2 separate regions of the Homo sapiens genome follow, and region 2 is linked to region 1. Evidence: read pairs that join two places in POLR2A ChIA-PET (ENCODE). Cell type or tissue: Panc1. All regions are shown on one strand. Links, peaks and the distances in the headings refer to the core of each region. The heading gives the core; the rest is flanking DNA.

What was found. ChIA-PET counts read pairs that join two places held together with the same protein. Peaks named below come from ENCODE experiments on the same cell type or tissue, not always from the same donor. Only the 100,000 strongest peaks of a DNase experiment are listed, where the experiment ranks them.
Region 2: POLR2A ChIA-PET joins it to region 1 with 16 read pairs; 5 of 35 experiments call an interaction of 5 or more read pairs at or near these places.

The regions. Positions count from the first base shown.
Region 1 is chr1:46,069,388-46,073,387 of GRCh38, forward strand. All of the region lies in intron 3 of P3R3URF-PIK3R3 (P3R3URF-PIK3R3 readthrough), which reads right to left. The region is part of intron 3 of PIK3R3 (phosphoinositide-3-kinase regulatory subunit 3); the gene reads right to left. Among named protein-coding and RNA genes, the nearest start is that of PIK3R3, 61 kb to the right of the region's middle. In Panc1, for the core only: no CTCF peak of the experiment used is centred there; no DNase peak of the experiment used is centred there.
Region 2 is chr1:46,181,388-46,188,931 of GRCh38, forward strand. It overlaps TSPAN1 (tetraspanin 1), which reads left to right. Exons shown (of 9, transcript NM_005727.4): 4 at 2,804-3,010; 5 at 3,207-3,281; 6 at 3,398-3,496; 7 at 3,573-3,728; 8 at 3,838-3,921; 9 at 4,099-4,575. The coding sequence ends at 4,146. It overlaps POMGNT1 (protein O-linked mannose N-acetylglucosaminyltransferase 1 (beta 1,2-)), which reads right to left. Exons shown (of 22, transcript NM_017739.4): 22 at 7,296-7,544. Among named protein-coding and RNA genes, the nearest start is that of P3R3URF-PIK3R3, 8.7 kb to the left of the region's middle. RefSeq lists an enhancer at 3,210-3,259. In Panc1, for the core only: no CTCF peak of the experiment used is centred there; no DNase peak of the experiment used is centred there; H3K27ac peaks cover 1,835 bases.

The sequences.
Region 1 (4,000 bases), core at 1-4,000:
GGGCACCTGTAATCCCAGCTATTCAGGAGCCTGAGGCAGAAGAATTGCTTGAATCCAGGAGGCAGAGGTTGCAGTGAGCCGAGATCACGCCACTGCACTCCAGCCAGGGGTACAGAGTAAGATGCCATCTCAAAAAAAAAAAAAAGAATATGTTTAAAGGGGGAAAAAGTTTGGTTTTAGACACTTTAAGTTTGAGATGCCTCCTAAACATTCAAAAGCAGATGATCCAGCAGGCTACTTAAAGAATCTAAAGTTCAGGAGAAAGGTCTGGGCTAAAGATAGAAATTCAGGAGTTACCAGCCGATGTATGTTATTTGATGGTGAGCATAGCTGGACAGAAAAAGAGGTCCAAGGCCTAAGCACTGGGGTATGCCAATGTTTGGTGGTCAGAGACATGGAAGGAAGAATCAGCAAAGGAAACCAAAAGGGAGCAATTAATGAAGTGAGAGGAGAACTAAGAGTGTGATATCCTAAAAACCAATACGTACAAAAGCACTTCAACAAAGAGGAAATTATCAACCAAGTCCAATGATAATTAGGTTTGGCAAAGTAGATAGCACTAAATGAACTGACTAAATGGTTTCAGTGAAATGGTAAGGATAGAACCCTGACTGGAATGGATTCAAGAAAATGAAAGAAGATAGAAATGCCCATAGACAAGTGTCTCGAGGAACACTGCTATAAATAAGGGCAGAGAAATAGGGAAGTATCTAGAAAGAGATATAGGGTCAATTATTTACTATTCTTAAATGGGAGATAATAGAGTATATTTATATGCTGATGGGAATGACTCAATAGACAAAAATTGTTGATCCAACAAAGAGGACAAGATTATTCCTAGAGTGATGTCCTTGAGTAGATTAGAGGGATGGGATGGGATCCAGTCTACAAACAGAGAAGCAGACCCTGGACAAGGACATGAACAGTCATCCACTGGAACAGAAAAGCGGCAGACTATTCACATTAATGTGTAAATATGTTGATAGCTGTGGTAATAGGAGCATGAAGGAGTTCTCGTCTGACTGTGTCCATATATCAGTGAAATTAAAAGCAAGTTCTATAGTTAAAAGTGGGAAGAAAGGCTGTCCTTTAAAAGAGAAAAAAAGAACATGTGAAATTGTCATTTACGAAACTGACGAGGAAGCAGGATGAATGCATTGTGGAAATGCAGAAGTTAAGCTGGGCAGTTTTAAAGGTCACTTAAGGTTAGTGGTCATAATTAATGTGAAACCAGTCCATGTGGTCACGTCCCCTTCTCCACATTCAGCAGCTCAAGTATAGGGAAGGACTAAGTGGAGAACTGAATTTAATACCGTGTTGGAATTTAGTCTGGTGACTACACTGGAGGAAGAGAGGAGCAAGTTTGTTAAGGATATATTCACATGGGTAATTTTAATAATAATGTACATGGACTCTAAGCAGAGATGAGAGAAGGAAAGGAACTGAAGGTCATGCTAGTCCTCCTTGTATCTCAGCACCTAGTCCAATGCCTGGCAGATAGCAGATTCTTAAAGATTTGTTAAGTATCCAGATTTTCTACAACAAATACTATTTACCAATTTAAAAAATAAGAGCTATTGAACTGAAAAATCTCTATTTCTTCACTACCTACTACTCTCTGCAGTCTGGTTTTACTCTCATTCCTCTCATTTAAGAGTCACCAATGACTTTGAACAAATTCAGACTCTGTCCCCTTCCTTTATCCCAGGCCCTCCTTCTCCCTCACTCTCTCCCTTCTTAATATTTCATCCTTCCATAACTTTGATGAAATTATTATTTTCTTTCAACCTCTCAAACCACTCTTCCTGTCTCCTCCAACCCTAGTTATTCCCTAAAAAAAAATTTTGCCTTCAGCCTCCACCTTTTAAATTTTATATATTTTTTTCCATAAAAATCCCATTTATGCATATGGTAGCTTGACTCTTTCTCTGGTCCTGTACTCTCTCCTAAGCATTAAACCTAAATTTCTAGCTATATCCTAGATACATTTTTACCTTGCGGTTCTGGAGCAGCTAGAAGTCAACATCTATCCCCGCGGTAGCTCACGCCTATAATCCCAGCATTTTGGGAGGCCGAGGCGGGCAGATCACCTGAGGTCAGGAGTTCAAGACCAACCTGGCCAACATGGTGAAACCCTGCCTCTACCAAAAATACAAAAATTAGCTGGGCGTGGTGGCACACGACTGTAATCCCAGACTCAGGAGGCTGAGGCAGGAGAATCACTTGAACCTGGGAGGCGGAGGTTGCAATGAGCCAAGATTGCGCGCCATTACACTCTAGCCTGAGCAACAGAGCAAGACTCTGTCTCCAAAAAAAAAAAAAAAAATATATATATATATATATAGAGAGAGAGAGAGAGAGAGAGAGAGAGAGCGCGCGCCTGATCACAATTTCCCTGCCGAAAAAATGCAGTGGTTCTCCCCACCTACCTACAACATTAAATACATTAAATACAAACTCCCAAGTTTTGGAATTCAAGGCCCTCTTAAACATGACCCCTTTCCTACCTCCTATCCCCTACCACTTCTTCTTCACAAACTTTATCTTTTAGCCAAACAGGACTACATCTCACAGAAAGCAGCTATAAAATCTCACCTCCGTATATTTGCTCCTATTGTTATCTATTCCTGCTACTCCCCTCCCACTTTCTACATGTCCAAACCTATCCCCTTCAAGATATTCTGCAAATGTAATCTCTTCTGTGAAGGTCAGTTTTCTACATTCTCTTAACAAAGATATCTCTTTTCCTCCTTTCAGTCACCAAAGCATATTTTGTGAAACTCTCCTGCTATTAAACTTTCACTCAAAGCCATTTTCTCATTCCCTTTGTCCTCACTAGATTATACATTCCCAGAGACAAAAGTTTTAACTCATTGTTAGATACCCTGCAGAGTAATTAGCACTAAGTTGCAACTATTTATTAAATTGAATTAAGATCATCACTCTTCTGCCTTGCAAAAATCTATCAAGGCCTAGCTCAACTGTCATTTCCTGCGAGAAACTTTCTCTCTGTCTTTCTCTCATTAATTCTTTCATTCAAACATTTACTCAACACCTATCAAACACCTACTGTATGTCAGACCTTGTGATAGATACATGAAAACTTTCAAACATTCTTGCTAATGCTATCAAGTGATAAATGGATAAACAAAATGTAGTATATACATATAGCAGACTATTATTCAGCCTTAAAAGGAATGAAATTCCACAACTTAGTGTGGGATTAAAACCATTTTCCAGATAAATAAGAAGCATATTCATCTATTAAATAAGTATTTATAAGCTGGGCATGGTGGCTCATGCCTGTAATCCCAGGACTGGGGAGGCCAAGGTGGGAGGATCACTTGAGACCCTTAGCGTGAGACCAGCCTGGGCAACATAGTGAGACCTCATCTCTACAAAGAAATTTTTACAAAATTAGCCACCAGGCATGGTGGCACACCCCTGTAGTCTCAGCCACTCGGGAGGCTGAGGCAGGAGCCTCAAGGCTTCAGTGAGCTATGATCACATCACTGTACTCTAGCCTGAGTGACAGAGAGAGACCCTGTCTCAAAAATACAAATATAAATAAATATATATATATATATATATTAGGCATCCATTCTCTAATGCTTACCCAGTATCAGGCACTAATCTAGACACTGGAGATACAGCAATCATTAAACAAAATCCCCAACCTCAGATAATTTAAATTGTAGTAGGCCAAGACAGACTAGGTGGGAAGGGAGAAGAAAATAGACAGTGAGCTGCCCATACAGTGAATTAGTCAATGCCACAGGTCTACATGAGTCAGACTATTCTGACTGTTGCTTTGCTTCTGCTGTCTGTTATGATAACCATGTCCACCTTGCCTTTGTCAAATGAGTCCCTTCACTTGGCCTCTGCTACCCTGGAATCCAGTTATTCCCATTGCATTTAAATTTTTCAATTGAGTGACTGCAGTTTCCATTTTAAGGTCCGGCCTACAGAGAAGGGCAATCATGGCATTTAGGGATGATGG
Region 2 (7,544 bases), core at 3,545-7,544, 120 kb after region 1:
CTAGGGGCACCCCCTCTCTCCTACAAAGCTTTAGCCTAGGCTTCAGGCAGGGCAGAGTAAGCTACCAGGAATGATTCTCCACCCTTTATAGGCACTGGGGGCCCAGAAAATAGAAGGGCTCCACCCAAGTTTACCTACCACAGAAGGAAATTCAGTACAGAGGAAATTCTTCTGTATGACGGGGAGCTGAAAGGAGGGAGGGCCTACCTCTCATCAGAGCAACAGTCCTTATTCATTCGACAAACATTCATTGTCTAGGATACCATGATGGGTGCTGGGGTGGCAGGTAAGCAAAGCCTTTCTCTGCCCTGAAGGATCTCAGCTCCGATAAGCCAGATAGGCAGATAATAACAACACAGTGTGTTTGGGCTTAGGACGGAGGTTATGGGAGCCTGAACTCAGCCTGGTTGGAGAATACTTCCTGGAGGAAATAGCTGAAGCTGGGAAATTGCACTTGGTGGGGGAGTTATAAAGCATGCATAAAGGGCCAGAAGTAGTGAAACTTGATATCGTTCAGAAAACCAGAAACAGATTGCATAGGGCATGTTTGAGAAGCTGAGCCATGAGGCGTAAATCCTGGAGATGGTGGTGGAGATAGGGAGAAACGGACAAAGTGGACAAAGGACAAAGCTCTAGGATGATGGCTGAGGGGTAGAAGAAGGGGCAAGGGAGACAGAGGTCTTGGAGATGACGCCCATATCTCTGGCATGAGCAACCCAGATGGCAGGGGGTGGGGCCTGGTTTGTGGGAAGGGGTGTCCCACTAGCAGATGTGTACCCAGTGGAGGTGCAGCTCAGATTGGAGCTGGCCATGGGTATTTGAAAATCATGTGCGCACAGGTAGCCACTGAAGCCATGGGAGTGGATGAGAACACTTGGAAAGTGAACTCTGGGAAACCCAATTTATTAGGGATAAGCAAAAAAAAAAAAAGCCACTGTGAAGGAGATGGAGAAGGAGCAGTGGGAGGGGGAGAGGAAAACAAGGAGAGTAGTACACTAACCACATTAGAGTAGGTTAGTGTAAGTGAAAGTGAGGAAGTGGGCCAGGTGCAGTAGCTCACAACTGTAATCCCAGCACTCTGGGAAGCTGAGGCGGGCAGATTAGTTGAGCTCAGGAGTTCGAGACCAGCCTGGCCAATATGGTGAAACCCCGTCTCTACTAAAAATACAAAAATTAGCTGGATGTGGTGGCGCATGCCTGTAATCCCAGCTACTTGGGAGGCTGAGGAAGGACAATCACTTGAACCCAGGAGGCGGAGGTTGCAGTGAGCCAAGATCACACCACTGCACTCCAGCCTGGGCGACAGAGTTTATGTATGTATTGATTAGTTTAGAAGCGTGGGTAGACTCTCTAGTTCTGATGTGGTCTGTGCCTTGGGCTTCCTTCGGCTGCAGGGAACTTGTGTTTTTGTTGTTGTTGTTGTTGTTGTTTGTTTCTTTGAGACAGGATCTTGCTTTGTCACCAAAGCTGGAGTGCAGTGGCATGATCATGGCTTACTGCAGCGTCAACCTCCTGGGCTCAAGGGATTCCCCTACCTCACTCAGCCTCCTGAGTATCTAGGACTACAGGAGTGTGCCACCATGCTCAGCTAATTAAAAAAAATTTTTTTTGTAGAGGCGGTCTCACTATATTGCCCAGGCTGGTCTCGAACTCCTGGACTTAAGTGATTCTCCCACCTCTGCCTCCCAAAGTGCGGGGATTACAGGCATGAGCCACTGTGCCAGTCCTGAACTAGTCTTTATCCCTGTATCTGGAGGAAGCAATAGGATTCCAGGGATTTGGACAGGAGAGGCTCTGCCCTGAGAGGGTTAAAGGCAAATCCGGTTTGATTTCTGGCCTCTGTTACCCAGACCTTGCCAGGCTGGGCAAAGCAGGATAGGGCAGACCTCCAGCTCCATGAAATTTGACCCTGCAGGCTAGAAGTCCAGCTTTCTGTCCTTGGGCAAACATGCCTGGAATCCAGCCACAATCTGCCACCTCACTTCCCGTTCTAGCCTCAGTTTTTATAGCTGGCAAGTGAGGACTAGTCACCAAGGTGGTGTCAGGCTGATTCATCCACTGAAGCCCTGGGCCGGGAGGCTTTCCTCTAAGATCTGTGGGAACTGCGCAGGGCCCTCCTCAATCTAGGCCTCAGAATTCCCCCTGAGGTTTGGAGTTGAGCTAGACAGCCTTTAAGAGAAGCTCTGGCTGTATTCCCACTGGTACCTCACTTTCCTCTTGTGAGGCAAGGAGGTCTTGTCTACATGAGGGGCGGGCCTGAAGTTGGATTCTGGAGGGGAGCCAAATGGGGCCTCAGGTGGGTGAACCTTCTCAACCTCCTCCCTCTCCAAGGTTGCCAGCAGGTGGAACCTCAGCCTCGCCTCCATTACTATGGTGACTATTGAGCCTGTTCTGCTACCACCCCCGTCTCCACCTATCAGAGGACAGAGGTGTTCTAGGCACCCATAGCCCAGAAAGGAAATAGGAGGCTGGGCCCTCACCTGCCTGTTTTCAATCCTAGCTATGTGGCAGGACCCTGGCAGCAGTGAGGGAAAGTCTTGCCCCTCTGCCCACCCTGAGGATATTTCTAGAACCCCTGATCTCCTTTATATCTGCCCAGGTGTGCAGCCTGGTCCTAGCTATGCATATCCCAGCTCCCATTTTTCTGGCTCTAGAGGATGTTTCCCTCCTTACAGGATGAGGTTTTAGACTCCCTAGCCAATAAAGAGGGAAGTTTCTCGGCTCCCATCCTTCTTACTCAGCTGTGTGGTAGTAAGCTACTTGCCAGCACTGTTTAAGGCCTGCCTGACCTCTCTCTCCCCAGCTGTGTGGTGCAGCCCTGTTGGCAGTGGGCATCTGGGTGTCAATCGATGGGGCATCCTTTCTGAAGATCTTCGGGCCACTGTCGTCCAGTGCCATGCAGTTTGTCAACGTGGGCTACTTCCTCATCGCAGCCGGCGTTGTGGTCTTTGCTCTTGGTTTCCTGGGCTGCTATGGTGCTAAGACTGAGAGCAAGTGTGCCCTCGTGACGGTGTGTGAAACCCAGCTCCACAGGCTGATGACCAAGAGTCCCCTCGCCCTTGACACCAGGCCCTGGGATTCCCAAACCCTGCTTTGGACCCCCCTAGGCTCAGGCTTCTGTCTCACTTTTCCGGGGGGGGGATTAGGGCAAGGAGGGCATGAGGGACTGTCTCTCCCTAAAACCCAGACCCCTGTTCCCCACTCAGTTCTTCTTCATCCTCCTCCTCATCTTCATTGCTGAGGTTGCAGCTGCTGTGGTCGCCTTGGTGTACACCACAATGGTGAGACACTGGGATGGAGGAAGGGAAGAAGATTGGGCAAAACCCTGGGAGTGGGCTGTGGCCTGTGAATGGCCACCTTCTGTACCAGCCCCTAAACACTGGCCTGCCTCACCCAGGCTGAGCACTTCCTGACGTTGCTGGTAGTGCCTGCCATCAAGAAAGATTATGGTTCCCAGGAAGACTTCACTCAAGTGTGGAACACCACCATGAAAGGGGTAAGGTTGGCTGGGGGAGGTTTTAGGGTGGAGAGAAAGAAGCAAGGCCCCACCTCCACCCTCATCTTGTCTCCAGCTCAAGTGCTGTGGCTTCACCAACTATACGGATTTTGAGGACTCACCCTACTTCAAAGAGAACAGTGCCTTTCCCCCATTCTGTTGCAATGACAACGTCACCAACACAGCCAATGAAACCTGCACCAAGCAAAAGGCTCACGACCAAAAAGTAGAGGTGTGGGCTGGCATGAGTGGGTGGGGACTGTTTTCATGGCCTCAGAGTGGCAAACGGGGATGGGAGTAGGGCAGCTGCCAACTATAAATGCTCTTTTCTCTTCCTGAAGGGTTGCTTCAATCAGCTTTTGTATGACATCCGAACTAATGCAGTCACCGTGGGTGGTGTGGCAGCTGGAATTGGGGGCCTCGAGGTAAGCAGATGAGGAGGCTGGGACTGGGACATGGGCATGAGACCAGGGCTGCTCAACCCATCTGAGGCCTCTCTGGAGGAAACAGACTTCTAACTGGGCCTCAGGTAGGGTGTCTGTGGGACAGGCTTCAGGATCCCTATCATGTTCCCTCATCTCTCCCTGTTCCTCCCTCTCCAGCTGGCTGCCATGATTGTGTCCATGTATCTGTACTGCAATCTACAATAAGTCCACTTCTGCCTCTGCCACTACTGCTGCCACATGGGAACTGTGAAGAGGCACCCTGGCAAGCAGCAGTGATTGGGGGAGGGGACAGGATCTAACAATGTCACTTGGGCCAGAATGGACCTGCCCTTTCTGCTCCAGACTTGGGGCTAGATAGGGACCACTCCTTTTAGGCGATGCCTGACTTTCCTTCCATTGGTGGGTGGATGGGTGGGGGGCATTCCAGAGCCTCTAAGGTAGCCAGTTCTGTTGCCCATTCCCCCAGTCTATTAAACCCTTGATATGCCCCCTAGGCCTAGTGGTGATCCCAGTGCTCTACTGGGGGATGAGAGAAAGGCATTTTATAGCCTGGGCATAAGTGAAATCAGCAGAGCCTCTGGGTGGATGTGTAGAAGGCACTTCAAAATGCATAAACCTGTTACAATGTTGCCAGTTGGACTCTTCATGTATCCTTGGGGAGAGGGGCCTAAACTGGCCACGGATTCCTGTGGGGCTGCCAACTCAGAAGGCCCTGGAAAGGAGGGAAGTAGGGTGGGGTTGGGGGTCAGAAGTGGTTATTTCTCCCCTTCATTTGGGTTCCAGGCCTTGGAGGGAAACTAAGAGGGATGGCTGAGAGGGCATGAAGAAGTACAGTTGGGTTAGGCCAGTCTGCCTCCTTATAAAGGGGAGAACTTTGGACTGAAACTACCCCCTCCTGGGTAGGGGCACTGGACTGGAAAGCTATGAAAATAACAAGCTTGTGACGAATTCTTACCAGGGCAATGGGAAAGGGTCACTCCTTAGGTTCTGGGAAGCCCTTCAGGAGCCCCCTTCCTAGGGTCCAGGCTGCCTGCCTTTCCCACTCAGGCAAAACCCCAGATCTGTCCCTGCTTCTGGGATCTCAGCAAGCACTTCATTTTTTCGTTGCTGCTGGCCTACCTGGTGTTCTTCAGACCTCACCTCTTTTTCTTTTCTTTTCTTTTTTTTTTTTTTTTTTTGGGACAGAGTTTCGCTCTTGTTGCCCAGGCTGGAGTGCAATGGTGTGATCTCGGCTCACTGCGGACTCTGCCTCCGGGTTCAAGCAGTTCTCCTGCCTCAGCCTCCTGAGTAGCTGGGATTACAGGCACCTGCCACCATGCCCGGCTAATTTTTGTGTTTTTTTTTTTTTTTTTTTGAGAGAGTCTCGCTGTCGCCCAGGCTGGAGTGCAGTGGCGCGATCTCGGCTCACTGCAGGCTCCGCCCCCTGGGGTTCACGCCATTCTCCTGCCTCAGCCTCCCGAGTAGCTGGCACTACAGGCGCCCGCCACCTCGCCCGGGTAATTTTTTGAATTTTTAGTAGAGACGGGGTTTCACTGTGTTAGCCAGGATGGTCTTGATCTCCTGACCTCGTGATCCACTCACCTCGGCCTCCCAAAGTGCTGGGATTACAGGCATGAGCCACCGTGCCCGGCCACGCCCGGCTAACTTTTTATATTTTTAGTAGAGACAGGGTTTCACCATGTTGGCCAGGCTGGTCTCGAACTCCTGACCTCAGGTGATCCACATGCCTCAGCCTCCCAAAGAGCTGGGATTACAGGCGTGAGCCACCTCACCTGACCTAGACCTCATCTCTTCTTTAGCCCTAACTATCCCTATGCTCCAGGTAGGAAACTAGGGATCGGAAAGGCCAAGATACTTGCCCCAGTCCCACAGGCTTCTGTGAAGAGCTCAGCCTAGATTTGGGCCCAGAACTCCAGCACCTGGTGTAGTCCTGGCTGACATGGTACTAGTTCCACTTGAAGGGGCAGCTGGCCAGAATGTCTGATATAGACCTGATCACTGTTGAGCCAGGAGTGAGAGGCCTGAGGGAGGCTATGGCAAGAGGGTACAGTGTCTGCTACCAAGCAAAGCCCAGCCTAACAAACCAGTCCCCCTCCTTACTTCCCTTTGACCCCTGTAACTCTCTTCCTGAGCTTTTCCAGGGCAGCCCAGAACCACCACCCCCTTGCTGAGCCCAGAAAGGAAGAGGGACCTGGCCAGAACCAAACAGTGCCTTAGAGCTGGTCTGTGAGGGCCAGACCAGGAGCCTGCTAGGGTGCGGGACAGGGGGAGGAGCTAGCCTGCCTCACCCCTTCACCACCATACTGTGCCTCTCACACTTCTCCTCTGCCGTGTGCCTGTGTGGAGGCTGCATGGGATTTGTTTGCCCAGGGCGGGCCTCTACCTCATCATGGGCTAATTGCTGCTCAACCTGGCTGTTGTGCCACCTCAGGCACTATATCCAGCTCCAACAAACACTGAAGGCGTCAGGGTGGCGAGATATGTCCAAGCGACATACCACCCATGCTGTCACCGAGTTGGGCTCCAAGCACCTGTGAAAGAGGCAGGGCAGAGAGCAGGCAGGAGGGCTGGAGTTCCAGCTGGAGTTCTGTACTTGTACAGAGGCAGGCAGACCCTTTCTGAAGAGGTGCTCCACACTCATCCTCCTGACATTAGGCCCTTCACAGATCCCTTAAATGTTCTTTTCCCTGCCGTAGGCTTTCTCATTCACTCCCTCTGGACAATCCCATCCATTTTCTGGTGCCCCTATGACTAACTTAGATCTTCCTAACCTCTTTGGGTTACTGGCTATGTGAGAATCTGATGAAGACCATGACCCATTTCTCCACAAAAATGCCCAGATAGAGAATTCTGAATAGCAAAGTGCTCTAAGGGCCATAGACACCCTTGCTCCTACATCTCCATCTGCACCCTAGCCCGTCTCTTGAATGATGCCTGCCCAGTCCTGTCCCATCCACTTCCTTCCCACCCCTACTATGCACACCTGCTCTCTCATTTCCTCTTCCAACTCCCCAGTATCCCTTTTTGTTCTCTCCTGCTCTGTCTCTGGGGACAGGTGCCCGGCCCAGGCAAGATAAGCAGGAACCCGGCTGGTGGTTAAACGGTGGGGAAGAGGTAGGGTGGCTGCTCCAAGCCTCAAGTAGGGCGGGGCTAAAGTCAAGCTGTCCTAGGGTAGAGTTGGGGAAAAACCTTGGAGTTTGAGACTCAGGCATCCCCTGGTGGCCAAATGGCCCCAAATGGAAGATAAACTCTGTGGAGGACAGTAAGGAAAACTCACCATCCAACACAAGTATTCTCTCCACCACTTCCCTCCAGCACCCCCCTGACACACAAAATCACAATCACAAGACATCCCCAGAGGGCTTCTCCTTTTTTAATCAATGACCAACTTATCCAGCTTTGGAAATCTGGACAAAGAGAAGGCTGAGAGGAGGCCTGGTCCAGTGTCTAAGGGTCTCTGAGTGAGTCTGTGTCAGCATGTGGGCCCCAGCTGGGCCTGTCCATGGGTTGGGCACAGCAGTTTCCTGAGTAAGAGCCAGCCCCACCCTCAGGGCAGCATTCCAGCCCAAAAAGAAATCCAGGCCCTCCAGGTTCGGCCTGTT